Linked DNA regions of Mus musculus: region 1 is linked to region 2. The links are chromatin loops, found by intact Hi-C in ENCODE. Cell type or tissue: heart. All regions are shown on one strand. Links, peaks and the distances in the headings refer to the core of each region. The heading gives the core; the rest is flanking DNA.

Region 1 (8,326 bases), core at 266-8,265, 220 kb before region 2:
TCTCCTTCAGCAGATCCAGACACAGGTGGCAACTCCAACTTCCTACAGAGAAGCAGAGGGGTCAGGGTAGATCCCACAGAATCCTCCTCAGACCTCACTCCAGGTAGGACAGGGGGAGTTCTGCAGCAGCAACTTCATTGTTCTCCTGAGCTGAGGGAACTGCTTAGTCTTCAAAACCATGAAAATTCGAACCAGAGATGGCTCAGCAGTCAAAGAAGATGTGGTTCGGTTCCCAGCACCCACTTGGTGGTTCACAGCCACCCACAACTCCATCTACAGGGACCTGATGATCCCTCCTCTGACCCCCAAAGGCATCAGCTACTCATGCAGTAGACTGACATACATGTAGACAAAATACTCTTAACATACACTAAAAATACACATGAAAACCATTCTCTATGAGCACACTGAGTGCAAGGACAGTCCCCAAACAATGCCAGACCCTCTTGTCACTTCAGTGGCCCATGGGCTCACAGGACAATCTGAGCAGACACAAGTGTTTTGGGTTTTTTTTTTTTTTTTTTTTTTTTTAAGATTTTTTATTTATTATTATATATAAGTACACTGTAGCTATCTTCAGACACACCAGAAGAGGGAGTCAGGTCTTGTTACGGATGGTTGTGAGCCACCATGTGGTTGCTGGGATTTGAACTCTGGACCTTCGGAAGAGCAGTCGGGTGCTCTTACCTGCTGAGCCATCTCACCAGCCCCTTTTTTTTTTTTTTTTTTTTTGATAACTTATTAAATTTATTTATTTGGGGGCATTTGCCACAGCATGCAGGTGAAAGACAACTTGTGGAGTCTAAACTCAGATTGTCCAGGCTTGGTTGCAAGTGCTTTACCTGCTGAGCCATCTTGCCAGCCTAGTCAAAGATTGTTAAAATGCTCCCAATTTTGGACAAAAAAAGTCATTGCCTCAAAGGTTGAAAAAAGGTCATGAAAAGAGACTTCAGAGAAACTACTATATTTTATCTCCAAGACAGTTTTTCTGCTTAGTCTTGGCTGTCCTGAAACTCACTCTGTAGACCATGCTGGCCTTGAACTCAGAGACTCGCCTTTCACTGCAAGTGAACTGGGGTGCCAACATCTCTGGGTGTTTCAGCAGAAAACAGAGAAAGAAGTGAACTTGTGTATCCCCCAAGCACCCCTTATCACCCAAGCCTAATTTCATAGAGAAACAGGAAATAACCAGGCACAGTGGTGCACACCTATGACTGCAGCTCTTAGGGAACAGAGGTAGATCTCTTTTGAGTAATTACCCTGCCTAAAAAACTAAACAAACAACAACAACAAAAATAAATAAAAAATAAAAATAAAGAAAAAGAAAACTGATAAACAGAAAATAATTGTTCTGTGCAAGAAAAATAGCTTGCTAAAACATTATTGGTATTTATTTCAGTTTGATCCGTTTTCTTGAGAAGTAAAACTACTTATTTTGAGGATAGGGGGTTGCGAACAAGGTTTCTTTATGTAGCCCTGGCTATCCTGGAACTAGCTCTATATTCCAGGCTGGCCTTGAACTCCGAAATCCACCTGCCTATACCTCCTGAGTGCTGTGATTAAAGGCACACTACCACCACCTGGCTAAATCTTAATATAGAATATACAAGCATAATTTTATGTATGTGGTTTGGAGAATACTCCAGAGGAAATAGCTTATCTCTCCAAAGACATATGATTGCATCAAGTCTAACCCAACTGTTCTAGAGACGGAGACAGGAGGATTTCAAGTTCAAGGGCTGGCTACCTGGGCTACCAAGCTAGCTCAGGCTACCTTATGCAACTTAGTGAGACCCTGTCTCAAAACAAAAAGTACAAGTGTGGGATGGAGAGACGGCTCGAAGCCTGATGACCTGATCCTCTCCAGAGCCCACAGTGAATGGAGACTTGACTTCTACACAAGTGCTATGGATCAACTGTACAGCACTCTGAATAAAAAAATGGCAAGAGGGCTGGTGAGATGGCTCAGCGGTTAGAGCACCCGACTGCTGTTCCAAAGGTCCTGAGTTCAAATCCCAGCAACCACATGGTGGCTCACAACCATCCATAATGAGATCTGATGCCCTCTTCTGTGGTGTCTGAAGACAGCTACAGTGAACTTACATATAATAAATCAATCAATCAATAAATAAATAAAAATGGCAAGAGTTAGGGATATAGGGAGATAGCTCAGCAGTGGGACATTTGGCCAGCATGTACAGGATTCTGGGTTCTATCTCTAGTACTACAAAAAGCAAAAGAAAGAAAATAAGCCCTTTGTAGTACTAAGATAGAAAAGATCTGTGCACAGGTACATGCCTGGTATCTGCAGAGGCCAGAGAAGGAGACTGTGCAACTGGAATTACAGACCATGGTGAATGGCCAACAGGTGACAGAAACTGAACCAAGGCTCTCTGGAGGATCATTCAGTGCTCTTAACTGCTGAGCCACTTCTCCAGACTCATTAAATGTTTGCTTTAATCTACCACATGTCATTCTATTATGAAATCTATGCTGTTAGACATAGAATGCTGAAACCCATACAATTACAGGTCTATGATAAGTCACAAATTTCAGTATCGATATTTTACTTGAGTGCTGTGGATCTTTCTGGGATAAAGTATTTTGAGTAGATCCAGGCCACTTACCTTCAGGAGGCTCAGACATGGAAGGAGTGAGACAGTACATGTGGTAGCCACGGTCACAGTCATCACAGAAAAGTAGCTGGTCCTGCAGAAGTAAGGAGAACGAACAAAGGTGCAATGGTTTATGTGCCTAAGTTACGACACTGCTGCTGCTTCCAAGAGGGACTAGTAGCAGCAAAGGTCGATTGTCAGTCTGTCCATCACAGTCTATCTGGACTCTAACAGATCACAAAGCCTACTATTTCCCTACAATCTTTTCTCCACAGAGCTGCCAGTTACCTTTTGAAAAGATGAGACAGAGCATATAACCCCCTTAATAAAGAGCCTCAGATAACATCCTCAAGGTCTAAGCATAGGGCAGAGCTTAGGTGCTTAATGTGCACCAGGTCCAGGACTCCTCACTGAGCTCAAATGGTCCCAAGATCCTACAAAGTCCCGCCGAGCCCTGCCTCTGTTCACCTTCCCACCACAGGAAAGATCTAGTGGATAACAATGGCCTCATTACAGCCAGCTGGCCCACCTTAAGGCCTCTGCACTAGCCATACTTTCTGGGACTGGCTCCTTGTATTATCCAAACTCCAACAGCAACCTCACTTCCTCCAGAAGCAAATACAGCTACAAACCTCTATCAGCATCCAGTTAACTCTTTGGCACATGACTAGTTTCATTTTCTTCAAGGTGTATCATACAAAACTCTGTTTCCCCAAGTACACAAATTCTATCAAAGCACTAACTTCTCTGTCTTATTTATTGACCCGAGAGCTAAGAACACTGTCTGACTGTTGGTGCCCAAGAAACAGATATTTTAAAACAAGTATAAAGTTCCCAGGAGGGAGTTAGGGAGGAGCAGGTGCCTTCTGACGGAGCCAGGCAGGCTCAGCGACACTCACATCGTTCTCCGACGTGCCGCAGAGGTTGCAGCACTTGCATTCGATGCACTGCCAGCGGTAGGTCTTCACGGCCGCCATCATCACAGGGGTGAACTGCAGGCAGGACGGATGCCCTGTGGAGGAGGGGAGTCAAGTAAGTGGTTGGAAACCAGGGTGGGGAGTGGGTAAGGGAGGTTGCCTGATTATAACAGCACTCAAGGAAGCAGCCCAGGAGGTTCCTGGGCACGGAGTACAGTCTGCTCTTTGAGGATGGAGGTACCTGAGCGGCCACAGTCGGAACAGGACACTAGCTCCTCGGGCTGCCCTGTCTTCTTGTTGATTTTTGAGTCTCCTAGGCAGAAGTCACAGTAGTTGTTAGGCAGGGCCAATCCATCAGGTCCTTTCTTGGCTATAGGGAAAAAGAAAAAAATTCTGATGATTCTCAAGGGAACCCTGGGATATCCTCCACTCTCTCTATGAACTCTATGAAGGCTTTTATAAACAGGCTGCTTCCTCTCCTGCGTGCCTGCCCTGACAGCTCAGCTTACATTTCTGCTCCTCAGACCTCTGGGACACAGGAGTGGGGGGTCGGGAGTCTTCTTTGTCCTCTCCTTCCTCTTCAGCCAGGTGGGAGTGGGCATAGTGGTAACTGAGGCCAGGTCGGTTCTTGTAACGTTTTCCACAAACTGGGCGGGAGAAAGATTGCAGAGAACTATTAGGACACAAAGGTGCTACTTCTCCACTCTGACAAGCTCTGAAGCTCCAAATGAGGCCCATGGGACATCTCTGCCCCCAGTATCTCTACTCTGGGACAAGCTTTAGTGATGGCCCCTTCCCCTCAGCCAAGAGCATCAGTCTCTGGACCTCTTTAGTTTCTTGGATTCTCTTCCCTCTCTAAAACACAATAGCTACCGACATTTTTCTATGCTGGCTTTTAGAAGGACTTAACCCATGCTGCATCAACTTGCCCCAGAAGTAGTAACCGTCTGGGAGCTCCAGGTCTGTAAAGTTCTACAGTCTGGCCTATGGCAAAAGGGGAAACGTAACAAAGAGATGTCAGCCTCTTTTTCTGCCATGTAAATGTGGCAGGTTCATGCCACCCTGTGTGTACCAATCCCAACTAAACAGATGAAAGGCTGAGGGTGGGTTTCTTGGTGAACACTTACTAACTGCCAGCCAGGATAACTTCCCCAAAGAAACTGAAATACATCCCCACACTAGTGCCCTGCCCAGCCCCTGCCAACCAGCAAGGAAAGATTACATGGCATTTTATCTTGAGCAATGACACCAAGAGGGGTAAGGGGGCCAGCAGGAAGGAATGGGAGGATGGGAGGAGGTGGCGGCATGACGGTGGAAGCATGAGCTGACCACCTGCTGTCTGGTTGGGGAACATCAGATGACATCTATCCATAAGGGGTTCTGTTAATACTAGGCCAAGTGACCATAGGAGTAAGTCTGTGGGAGATAAGCAATGGTAAAGACAGCTGCTAGGACTGAGAACGGAGCACACCTGGGGTTCCACAGCACTACCCTCATACCGTTGCAGAGATTCCAAAGCCAGTATCACAGGAAATGAGAAAGGCAGGAGGAACAGGGGAAGAGGGAAAAGGGACAGGAAAACACAAGTCTGAAAAGTTGAGAGAGCTACCTCTCTGGGGCGCTTTCGAGGTATGCTTTTGTTTGAAACTATCTGAAAGACAGAAAGAAAAGTCATGAGAAGAAGGCCTTGATACATTTGAGACAGGGCGGCAGCAGCAGGAAAACAGAGCGAGTGAGAGAGGACCCCAGCAGTGGCACTTCAGGCTGGAGGCACAGAAGTAGGGTAAGCCAAAGCAAAGGGACAGAGGACAGACACTAACCCTCAGGGCTGGCTCCCTGTGCCCTGCCTTGATGGGGCAGCAGATCTGGATGCTGCCCACTGTGAGGCCAACCCTGTCTGCTTTGAGTTCCCTCATCCTCCCATCCCAGGACCCATAGAAACCTCGCCCCAGAGCATGCAGGTCCCACCCACTGTTAAGCAAAGGCCAGGTTGGCAGGCAGGACAAAAACCCAGGCTTGTTTTACCATTCAGTGCAAGACCATGGCCCGCCCTCCTCTCACATCCAGAGCAGGAGCTGGGTCCAAGCGAGAACTACCCATCCCTCAGGTGGCACTCACTGTCACAGGCATAGGGCTTATCCCGGTCCTCCAGGATGGAAGCATCCAGCTTCTTCCGGGCACTGCTCACACCCTTACTCTGCCAAGAAAACCAAAACGATGACGATGCCCTCACCAACGTGCCTTGGCTAGAAGAGCAAGGCAGAAAGCAAAACTAAAGGCTGGTCTCTGAAGACCGGCCGGCCTCCTTCTTAGGAGCACGTTAGCTTCTCACCTTGGACTTCCCCTTCCCCCGACGCTTTGGCGTATCTTCTTCATAGTCCTCATCATCAAGGTCATCAAGGAAGTCATCGGGTTCAATGATCCGCTGAGTGGAGCACAACATGTGAATGAGCGGAACTCAAACACATCCCAAAGCGCCCTCATGATAGAGAATTAGCCACTTGGAACCACCCAGAAGCTCCTGTGGGGCTTAGCCTTACCCAGAACCGTTCCTCACCCTGCACCCCAGTCCTGCTTCCGTGAATGCTTGCTTTCCACTGTGCCTCTTCAAGTTGCTCCCTTAATCTAGAATGCCTGTCCCCCATCTCTCAGAGCCCAAACAGTTTCCATAAAGCTCTCTGGTACCCCAGGCAGCCACATCCTGTCCTGCCTGCTCTGCTTCCAACTTTCATGTCCTACTTTCAATGAGTTTTGCTGCTTACTTGACCTTGAGGAAGTTTTTAACTGTTTTGCTTCTGCCTCCTTGTCCATGAAATGGGAACCACAGGACCTACCTCACAAGGCTATACAAGAGGAAGCATACGGAAAAATACTTAGCACAGTATCTGGCTTATCTGTAGCTATTCTCATCTTTAAACTTAGCATAACTTCCCAGTTGACAGGTGTGAACCAACTGTGCTTCACCTACGTAACTCCAGGTATCTAAGTCTCTAACAAAACCTTGTGAGAGAGAGCGTGGGTGAGCCTGTACTGGGAAGAGGAGTGTAGAAGGCTAGGCAGTCAGGGCTGGTGGCCAGCAGAGCACAGGACTGCAGGGCAACTTCAGCTTCCATTCCAGCTGTTTTTGGTTTTTGTGCTAGGGCTTACATACACATCAACAAGCATGTGTCCTACCATGTTCTGCTTCAATTCTAACTGGACAAACCTCCCAACCCACAAAGAAGAGGCTGGTCCTATTAAAGTCCTCTAGCCATGGCAATAACAGACCTTCCGTGCTCGACTGTTGCTAACAGGAAACTCGCCCAGGCTGTCATCGTCAACTCGGGGATCTGGGGCACCCCGTTTCTCCAGGGGATCAGTACGCAACAGAGCCTCTAAACTGCTGCCATCCTGAGAGATAAGCCCCTCTTTCTTCAGAGTCTGGTCAGTGTCTGCAACAAGCCAAGACGAAGCTAACTGAGAAGGGCTGAAGCTGAACCTACACCATGTGGGGCCAAGTCAAACCCAGCCACTTCCGTTCTCCAGGAACCGAGACGATCTGTTCAGCCGGCCCTGGAATACAGCTTTACTTACCTGTTTTCACTAAGCCAGCAAGCTCCGGGAGGGACGAAAGCACAGTCTGCAAGCTCTAACTCAGAGCTGTGTGTGGGAAAGCTGTGCTCAGCAAGCCTTGTCACACAGCCCAGGGCCCTGCTTGGGAAGGGAGCCCCTCACTTGGTTCATCTGGTGCATGTGTATGTAGTGTATGTCTGTATGGTCCATGAACACATGTGGGTACACATGTTGGAGAAGGACATTGGGTGTCCTGCTCTATCACACTCTGCGTATTGCCTTGGAGGCTCTCACTGAACCCTGAGTTAGACTGGCAGCTAGAAGGCACAGTGCTGTACTCATAGTTTTGGGATTATAGGAAAATGTCGGCCAACTGAGCTGTTTGTTTGTTTGTTTGTTTGTTTTTCGAGACAGGGTTTCTCTGTATAGCCCCAGCTGTCCTGGAACTCACTCTGTAGACCAGGCCTGCCTCTGCCTCCCAATGCTGGGATTAAAGGCTCATCACTGCCCAGCACTACACTGATATTTTTGTATAAACTCTAGAATTTAGACCCTTGTGTTCACACACCAAGCACTAGGACACTTCTCCAGTCCATATTATTTTGAGATAATTTCATGATTTTGTTTGTTTTTTTGAGGCTCTGATGTAGCCCAGGCTGGTCTCAAACTTCCAATTAGTAGAGAATGACCTTGAATTTCTGATCCTCCTGCCCCAACCTCCTCAATGCTATTATTACATAGGAATAAACAACCATGTTCCATTTATGCAAAACTGGCTATTAAACCCAGGCCCTGTGCATGCTAAGCGAGTACTCTAAGCAACTGAGCCCTCCCACCCCCCAGCCTCTACCTGGTTTAATCGATGGGAAAGAAAGCCTGGGATCCTCAGGTGGGTGGGCTCGGCGCTTTTTCCGCCAGCGTCTGGCAGGATAGGAGTATAACTGTCCAGAGGCCAATCCTGTGGAAGAGAGGAAGGAAGAACAATTAAGCCCTAATCCAGCCCCAAAAAATGATGGCAAACATTTTGTGGATGAGAACTCTGTTGAGTTCTAGAGCAAGGGAGTGATACAGAACACGTGAGCCTGGGCCAGGTGGGGATACTTCATGGAAAAGAAAAACAGATATCAGCAGAAGTACGCAGCTGTTCTTAGTCATCGGGAGATCATAGCTGCTTCAGAGGCCAAAAACAAAGGCTGGCTGCTTCGTCCTCTCCATTCTCATCTACTGGGGTGAGCAGTGGAG
Region 2 (8,326 bases), core at 25-8,024:
CGACACGTCGCCGCGGCCAGCCACCTCACCGGCCAGATAACGCACGGTGGCTAAGAGCACTGGCGGCGGCCGCAGCAGGCTTGGCGGGGGCCGGGGTTTGCCCGCTGCCGGCCGGCTGTACTCCTTCACTGTGCGCTTGGGGTCGGCTCGGGGAGCGTTCCCACGGCCGCCTGGCTCCACCTCCAGTCGGTGCAGGCGGCGCTCGCGCTCGCGTCGGGCGCGCTCGGCGGCCGGGCACATGTCTGGGCACAGGCCCATGGGTAGTTTGCAGCCGGACATGGTAGGGGTGTGGGTAGAGGACGCACACTCAGCATCGCCGGGCCAGCGGAAGCGCGGCACTGCATCCTGCCGTGGGCTCGAGGGACAGACTCGAGCCCCAGTCTGGCCAAACGCAGCCTGCCGCGGCTTTCTCGATTTGCCGCTCCCGCGGCCTTTAGAAACGCCTCCCATAATCCATCGCGCCTGGCTTCGGTTTTCCCCCTTAAATCGTCCCATGATGCATCGGTTTGTAGTCCCGCGACGCAGGCCACACCTCCCCAGGGCTGGGATTTGTTGGTTTAGCTTTTTGTTCTTAGGGCTCTCGAAGTAGCAAGTCCTGCTTTACGTACGTGTCTATTATTTCTTTAACACACTCAGCTAGTGCTGCGTGCCTGTCATTCTTCATTGTTTCCCTATGCGTTTTGTTTTAACTGTGTACCTTTGCATGGTCTGGAAGTCACTATATAGACCAGGCTGACTCAGTAGAGATCCGCCTGTCTCTTTGCCTTCCAATTCCCGGATTAAAGGCGCGGCCACTCATTCATAGTTATTATTAGCATTCTGTCTAAGCTTCACTTCACAGTTAGCTGACAACAACCAGGTAGGCTCCACCCAACAGCTACCTGGCAACAGTCAGGTAGGCCTGACCCATTATAAAAGGGGCTGCTTGCCCCCTCCTCTCTCTTGCCTTCTTGCTCCTGCTCTAGTCCCTTGCCCCTCCCCCTCCCTGTGCTCATGGCCAGCTTCTAATTCTCTACTCCTCTACTTCTCTCTCCCCCCCTCCTCTCTCTGCCTTTCTCTGCCTCTAGTACCCTCTTAACTCCCCTTCCCATGTCCTGAATAAATTCTACTATTACCATCGCTTGGCTGGTCCCTCAGGGGGATAGGATGCCTTGGCAAGGGCCAGCTGAAGCACCTCAATGGAACATATTCCTCCTCTCTTTATCTTCTTATAAACATAATGGGTATGATGTGCCAGACACCGCTTATTCAACTCTGTTGGTACAATGTAAACTCAACCACAGACAATAATAAGCAAATGGACCTGGTTGTGTTCAGGCATGTGTTTTACTCACACGTATTTAAATTTTATGAGATTTTCACTAGTCAAAGAATCTTTTTTCTTCCAACCATAAAAAAAAAGAAAGAAAGAGAAGAAGAGAAAAGGAAAGGAAAGGAAAGAAAGAGAAAGGAAGGAAGGCTCTCAAGGGCCTTACAAAAAAGGCAGTGGGCCAGGTCTGGCTACAGACTCTGGTCTAGATGGGTGAACTGACAGGTTAGGGGCCCAGATGCCACTCACATAGAACAGATAGGCAGGATCAGAAGTTCAAGTCTAATTCCAAGGAGGCAGGCAGGTCAGAGCTGAGAAGTCTTTGCTTTTCTTATACTTGATCCAGTTAATACAGATATGGCCCCTGGTAGTCATACGAGCAGGAAGCACGGCCAGGTCCCAAAGAGAGCAGTGGGGGTGGCTGGCAGTGCTGGAGCTGACATCCCAGGAAGGGTCCACCCCTTAGGGCAAGTGTGTGTGAAGCATCTCTGCCCGCTTCAGGTACTCGGCTGCCTTCTTCTTCACACCTTCCCGGCGGGCAGGGGATGGGTCACCTGGAGGAAGCAGATGGCCCACCTACATTCAGAACCCAGGTCATAATGTGTCCTTTCCCTCCCTGGGTCCTCCTGTCTTTGCCTCATTTTATGAGGCTATTAAAAAAAATAAGGGAAAATTCTGCCCAGTGTCTCCAGTTGACCTGTGAGAAACAGATGTTCACGGTCCCTCTTTCTTTCTTTAGAATGTATTGTATGTGTGTGAGTGAGCACGGGAGGGTCAGCGGGCAACCTTGGGTGTAGGTCTTCCCCTATCACCGTGTCTGTCGTCTGTCGGAGATAAGATCTCTCTGTTCTCTGCAGCCTATGCCAGGTTCAGCTGCCCTCGAGTTTTTGGGGATTCTCCTGTCCCTGCTTCCCATCTTGTCATGGGTACGTTTGCTGGAACCGTCTCTGCTGGTGCACACTGTTATGTGTGGCTCTGGGCATTTAGTTCAGGTCTTCTGCTTGCACGGCACTCACTTTACCGACTGCACCACCTCCCCTGGTCCTTTGCTTTCTACTTTCCCTCCTCCCTACTGCCCTACCCACCTGAGACACCCTGCAGAAGAATGTGCACCCCATCTTGGTAGCCTTGGAGAGCAGCAGCGTAGGCGCCAGCCTTTTCATTCCGCAGGGCTTGAGTGATGAGCTCTGTGGCCTGGCCAAGGTAAGCTGGGGCAGGCTCTCCATCCTCAGCTTCTTCCTCCTCCTGTCCTCCTGGCTCCCAGGGTTCCTGGTCCAGCCTTTTGGACTCTACCTCAATGGCTGCCAGCTCACCTGTGTGGGTAGGGCTGGGGCCTGTACTTTCTGTAATAAAACAGGGAGGAGTGAGGGCAGACTGGCCCTCTCTTTCTCAGGGCCTGTTGCCCACCCCAGGACACCAAACTGTCCCACTGAATTCACTTGAGTAGAAGGAAGCAGCTGGGATCTGTTTCCTTGGTTTGGCTCAGGAGGTTTTGTAACGGCTTAGTGGATTATTACTGCTGCATGGGAGAGTGCATGCGTGAGTGCATGCGTGAGTGCAGGTATGAGTGCAGGCGTGAGTGCAGGTGTGAGCATGCCATGGCTGGAGGACAGGTTCTGGGTTGGTTTGTTTGTTTTAATCATTTACAGTGGAATCTGGGATGGAACCAGGTTGCCAGGTTCATAAGGTAGGGCTTTCACCTTCTGAGCCATCTTGCTGGCCCATGACCTTGAACTTCTGGTCTTTCTGCTTCTGCCTCTCAAGTGCTAGGATGCAGGGTGCGTGCCACCAAGGCCAGACACAGCAAGTCTGTGAGCAATAGGACCCTATGGTGATATGCTACCCAGAGTTTGCCCGGAGAGGAGGACTCCCTCCATCCTCCAGCTCCATCCTCCTGGGCTCCTCCCAGAGCTGCTCACAGCCACAGAGGGTCTCCCTTCACACCCCTTAGTTCCGCTACCCCACACCTGCTCCTTACCCTCTTTGGAGTAAGGGTCGAAAAGGGCAAGTTCAGCCTCAGAGAGGGGACCTCGAGCCAGGGAGCTGGAAGCTTCCTCCGTACTGTCACAGCTGAAGAGAAGGTCCAAGGCCTCCTGGGCAGGGCTGGACGGGAGGGGATCCACTGAGGAGAGACCAGAGGGACAGATGTCTGTACCTACTGTTGCTCCGATTTCAAAACAGTCTTGATTAGCCCTTGCAGCAGCCATGGGTATTGACAGGGCCACCAATAGGTTGCCAGATCCTATCTGATAGGTGAGCAAACTGAGCTCAGAAGGGAAGATGACCTGTTCAGAGGTCCTCCCCAGGAGGACGGTGGGACTGCCCACCCCTATGTTTTCCCCTGTGGGAGGAGGACTCACTCCTTCCCTGACCCTGAGATACCTGGCACCTCCAACTCCTCCTGGCCCCTCCTTTCCGCAGGCAGCGGCTGAAGTAGCCGGGCCTCATCCGGAGGTGGTGTGGGGATGAGAGGGGGTGGCAGGATTCGCAGGTCCCTGGACACCTCAGAGGGCCGTGTCACCTCCCCGCCCTGCAGGAGACAAAGTTCAGCAGGGGAGGGGTCAGGAATGTGGCTGGCAGGGCGGGAAGCAGTACAAGGGAGCTGACTGGGGGCGGGGGTGGCGAGCAGACAGACTCACCCGGAAAAACTCCTTGAGTTGGGGGCTGTTGTTGAGTGCAGGGATGGGCACCGTGAAGCGCAGCAGGTCCTCCGCGCCCTTGCGCCGCTCCTCGATCACAGAGGCTTCAAACCGCCCTGCAGACCCCAGGGCAGGAGAGCAGCAGTGTGTGTATTGGTGTGGGGTGGGGGGGCTTCAGGCTCGCTCTCTCTGTTCCCTCTCTGTCTGTTTCTCTCTCTCTCCAATCTCTCTCTCTCTCTTGGTTTTTTTGAGACAGGGTTTCTCTATGTAGCCCCGGCTGTCTTGGAACTCAATTTGTAGACCAGGCTGGCCTCGAACTCAGAAATCTGCCTGCCTCTGCCTCCCAAGTGCTGGGATTAAAGGCATGCTTCACCACGCCCGGCTAATGTCTCATTTTGTAATTAGCTGGCTTTTGAACTTGCTATGAAGATCTCAAACTCACGGAGATGCACCTGCCTCTGCCTTCTATGTGCTGGGGTTAAAGGTGTGGGCTATCATGTCTGACAGGAAAGGCCATTTGAGGCTTGGATACGATCAGGAGGGCAGTGAAGCTCAGAGAAGGAGGTGACTTGCCCAAGGTCACAGAGCAAGCTGTCCCACTGCTGGGCAAGGTGGGGCTCACCTGTTAGCTTATACTTGGGAATCTAAGGTAGGAGGATCGTTAGAAGTTCAAGGCTAGCCTGGGCTACATTTGAGATTTTTTTTTTGTCTCAAGAAAATGGAAAAAACAAAAACTGAAGCAAACCAACAACAAATGGCAAAGCTACATGTAGTATAGGCTAGCTCTACCTTAGTTGTTGTTGTACTGGGGGCACAGCCAGCACTCTAGCCTACTCTCCATGATGGTCTCATTGGCTTGGGGTGGCCTGCCAACAACACACTCTGAGAACTCCTGTAGTTAATGGGTGAGTGGACTCTTGGGTTCTCTGCTATAAAAGCTAACTTGGGGGCTGGAGAGATGGCTCAGCGGTTAAGAGTGCTGACTGCTCTTTCAGAGGTCCTGAGTTCAATTCTTAGCAACCATATGGTGGCTCACAGCCATCTGTAATGGGATCTGGCGCCCTCTTTTGGTGTGTCTGAAGACAGTGACAGTGCACTCACATACATACATTAAATAAATAAATAAATAAATAAATCTTTTTTTTGTTTGTTTTGTTTTGTTTCAAGACAGGGTTTCTCTGTGTAGCCCTGACTGTCCTGGAACTCACTCTGTAGACCAGGCTGACCTCAAACTCAGAAATCCGCCTGCCTCTGCCCCCTCCCCCATTAAATTAAATTAAATTAAATTAAATTAAATTAAATTAAAGGCGTGCGCCACCACGCCCGGCAAATAAATAAATCTTTAAAAAAAAAAAAGCTAGCTTGGTGTTCTGTCCCTCATGTCCTCCTTGACTCTCTCCCTGCTACCTTAGGCCTCTGCCAGCAACAGAGCCATCAGCAGATGTGGCCTCTGAACTTTGGAACAGAGCCATATGTCAAAATAAGCATCGTTCCTATGGTAACTAATGCATCCTCTGTGCTATCGAAACAGAGAACAGACTAAGGCTCAGACAAAGGCCTTTCACCTTGACGAGCCTCATCTTGCTGGGACTGTTCATAGCCCGACACACAATAAAGGGGAGGTTGCTCAGAGTCTCACTTTCCCCATATTTCAATGAGGCCATCTGAGAAGGCCCATCTAGTTTTCCAAAGATGGCTGTTCAGGGTACAACATCACACTCACAGTTCCCACCAGACCAGTTCCCTGCTGCCCGCACACTGGGGCAGAGAGGTTCAGAGTCAATACTCACCAAACACCTGGGCACGGGGGAAGGCCGGAAACTCCTCTAGGCGACGGAAGAGGTTTCGGTGAGTATAGGCCAAGTCCCCGTGGAGCTTACGGAAGTCGCTGTACCGCTTCCAGACTACTACCTGTGAGGCAGTTGAGAACTGACCTGGACCAGCACGGTGGAAAGTGGCCTTCCCACACTAAGTGTATCCTAGAGTCCGAGAAGGACTGCACACACCCTCTCCAGCACAGGTCAGGGAAGAAGGCTGTCCTTGGTTACCAGCTCTTCCCTTACTGATGCTGATGTGTACAGGAACAGCCCTTCTTCCTGGGAGCCACACTCACCTCTTTGATATCCTCTGGGTCCTTCTTTGAGATGAACTGAGAAAGGAAAGGTGGGAGCCAGGTGAGACCAGAGCCTGACAGGCAACACTGCGCCACCCCTCACAGTGTCTTTCAGAATAATGGGCATGCTGGGATAAATGGGCCTGGATTTAAGGCTTGGAGCAAGTTTTCTTTTGGATTTCTGCATGCAGGGTTTCATGTAGCCTAAGATGGCCTCAAATTGACTGTGTAGCAGAGGCTGGCCTTGCACTCCAAATCCTTCGACCTCTGCCTCCCAAGTGCTGGGATTACAGCATGCACTACTAAATTAAGCTATTTTATTATTTGTTTTTGATACTAAGGATTGAACTCAGGACTTCTTGAGTTACATCCTCAGCTCCTTGAGAAAATTTTCCTTTGTATAACTGTATCTTTATCTTATAAACGTGAGTATACTGAATGTCTAGATAGCCCTATACTCAACTTTTATTTATTTATTTATTTATTTTGGTTTTTTTGAAACAGGGTTTCTCTGTATAGCCCTGGCTGTCCTGGAATTCACTTTGTAGACAAACTTTTATTATTAATTATTATTATTATTTTAAACCTTTTAACTTGTTGTTGTTGTTTTCGAGACAGGGTTTCTCTGTGTATCCCTGGCTGTCCTGAAACTCACTCTGTAGACCAGGCTGGCCTCGAACTCAGAAATCCACCTGCCTCTGCCTCTCAAGTGCTGGGATTAAAGGCGTGCACCACCACTGCCCGGCTACCTTTTAACTTTTTTACTTGTATTTTTTTTAAAATTAGCAGTGCTATCTGCATGTATACCTACATGCCAGCAGATGTTTTGTGAGCTGCACCACCATGTGTTAGTTGGGAACTGAATTCAGAGCCTCTGGAAGAGCAGCAGTGTTCTTAGCTGCTGAGTCATCTCTCCATCATCTCCCAACTTTATTATTTTTTTTTAATTGGCGGGTTTTTTTTCCTTTTTTTTTTTTTTTTTTTAAGCAGTGACAAGGCTCCCCTCTGTAGCCCTGGCAGGCCTAGAACTGCCTAGAACCTGCTTTGACGGTTAGGTTGGCTTCAAAGTCACAGAGATGTGGCTGCTTCTGCTTCTTAAGTGGGGTAAAGACACTCACCCCTAGGCTTGGCACTCAACTTCTATCCCAGTTCCTCCCTAGGGCCACGTCCTGGTATTCAGAAAGGAAAACAAAACAAAACAAAACAAAACTATGCTTCTCAGGAAATGAGAGTCTAGGGGCTGGAGAGATGGTTCCTGGAGAGATGGCTTGGCAGTTAAGAGCACTGGCTGTGTCAAACACCGATGCACAGAAAATAAAGTAAAAATAAATAAATCATTTAAAAAAAATGAGAGTCTGTCCCAGGATCCAGTTCTTCTTAAGAGAGGAGCTACGGGCTGGTGAAAGGTCCGGAGTTCAAATCCCAGCAACCACATGGTGGCTCACAACCATCCGTAGCAAGATCTGATGCCCTCTTCTGGAGTGTCTGAAGACAGCTACAGTGTACTTACATATAATAAATAAATAAATCTTTAAAAAAAAAAAGAGAGGAGCTACAATGTCTCATACCCATGAAGACAGAGTTAGCAGTGGGGTTGGGCACTCTGGAAGAACAGAATTGGCCCGAGACAGAAGTAACACTTAGTTTTTGCTATTATGCTTATGGGAGTTTTACAGTAAGGTTGTACAGTTTAGAATCAACAGTTTTCAAAACATCCTTTCCATTTTTTTTTTCTAGATCTCAGCAAACCAGACATGATTAAGATGCCCATTTAAAATCTAAGGATGGGGACAGGAGGGGTGGCTCGGTAGTTAAGAGCATGACCTGATCTTCCAAGCACTACATTCAGTGCCCAGAACAGTACCCACATTATGTGGCTCATAATCGTTTGTAATTCTGGCTCCAGGGGATCAGATCTGATGCACCTTCCTCTGACCTCAACAGGCATCCACACGCAGTTGTGCTACACATTCACACAGACACGTACATCAGCCAGAAACAAGGAGAGATGATTCAGCAGGTAAAAGCACTCGCTGCTGTAGCCAAGGACCTGGGTTTGGTTCCCAGCACTGAGATGGCAGATAGAAATAATTTCTAAGTCCAATTCCAGGAGATTCAAGACCTCTTTTGACCTTTGATCTCACCAGGCTTGTATTTGGTACATAAACATACATACAGGCAAAATATTCATACATATAAAATTAAATAAATCTGGAGCTGGATCGATGGCTCAGGTTAAGAGCACTGGCTGCTTTCTAGAGGACA

The links. Peaks named below come from ENCODE experiments on the same cell type or tissue, not always from the same donor. Only the 100,000 strongest peaks of a DNase experiment are listed, where the experiment ranks them.
Region 1: a loop joins it to region 2, with 4 times the contacts of the local background. A loop is called at or near these places in 2 of 42 quality-filtered maps.

Annotation. Positions count from the first base shown.
Region 1 is chr19:5,898,590-5,906,915 of GRCm38, forward strand. It overlaps Dpf2 (D4, zinc and double PHD fingers family 2), which reads right to left. Exons shown (of 11, transcript NM_011262.5): 3 at 7,935-8,042; 4 at 6,800-6,963; 5 at 5,865-5,957; 6 at 5,651-5,729; 7 at 4,042-4,179; 8 at 3,774-3,902; 9 at 3,515-3,627; 10 at 2,628-2,709; 11 at 1-42. Among named protein-coding and RNA genes, the nearest start is that of Tigd3, 8.6 kb to the left of the region's middle. In heart, for the core only: no CTCF peak of the experiment used is centred there; no DNase peak of the experiment used is centred there.
Region 2 is chr19:6,118,092-6,126,417 of GRCm38, forward strand. It overlaps Sac3d1 (SAC3 domain containing 1), which reads right to left and starts at 495. Exons shown (of 2, transcript NM_133678.3): 1 at 1-495. The coding sequence starts at 495. Snx15 (sorting nexin 15) reads right to left here. Exons shown (of 8, transcript NM_026912.2): 2 at 6,062-6,097; 3 at 5,739-5,859; 4 at 3,949-4,064; 5 at 3,692-3,839; 6 at 3,288-3,431; 7 at 2,395-2,652; 8 at 1,308-1,863. The coding sequence ends at 1,772. In heart, for the core only: no CTCF peak of the experiment used is centred there; DNase peaks (open chromatin) are centred at 470 and 810; H3K4me3 peaks cover 2,074 bases; H3K27ac peaks cover 1,760 bases.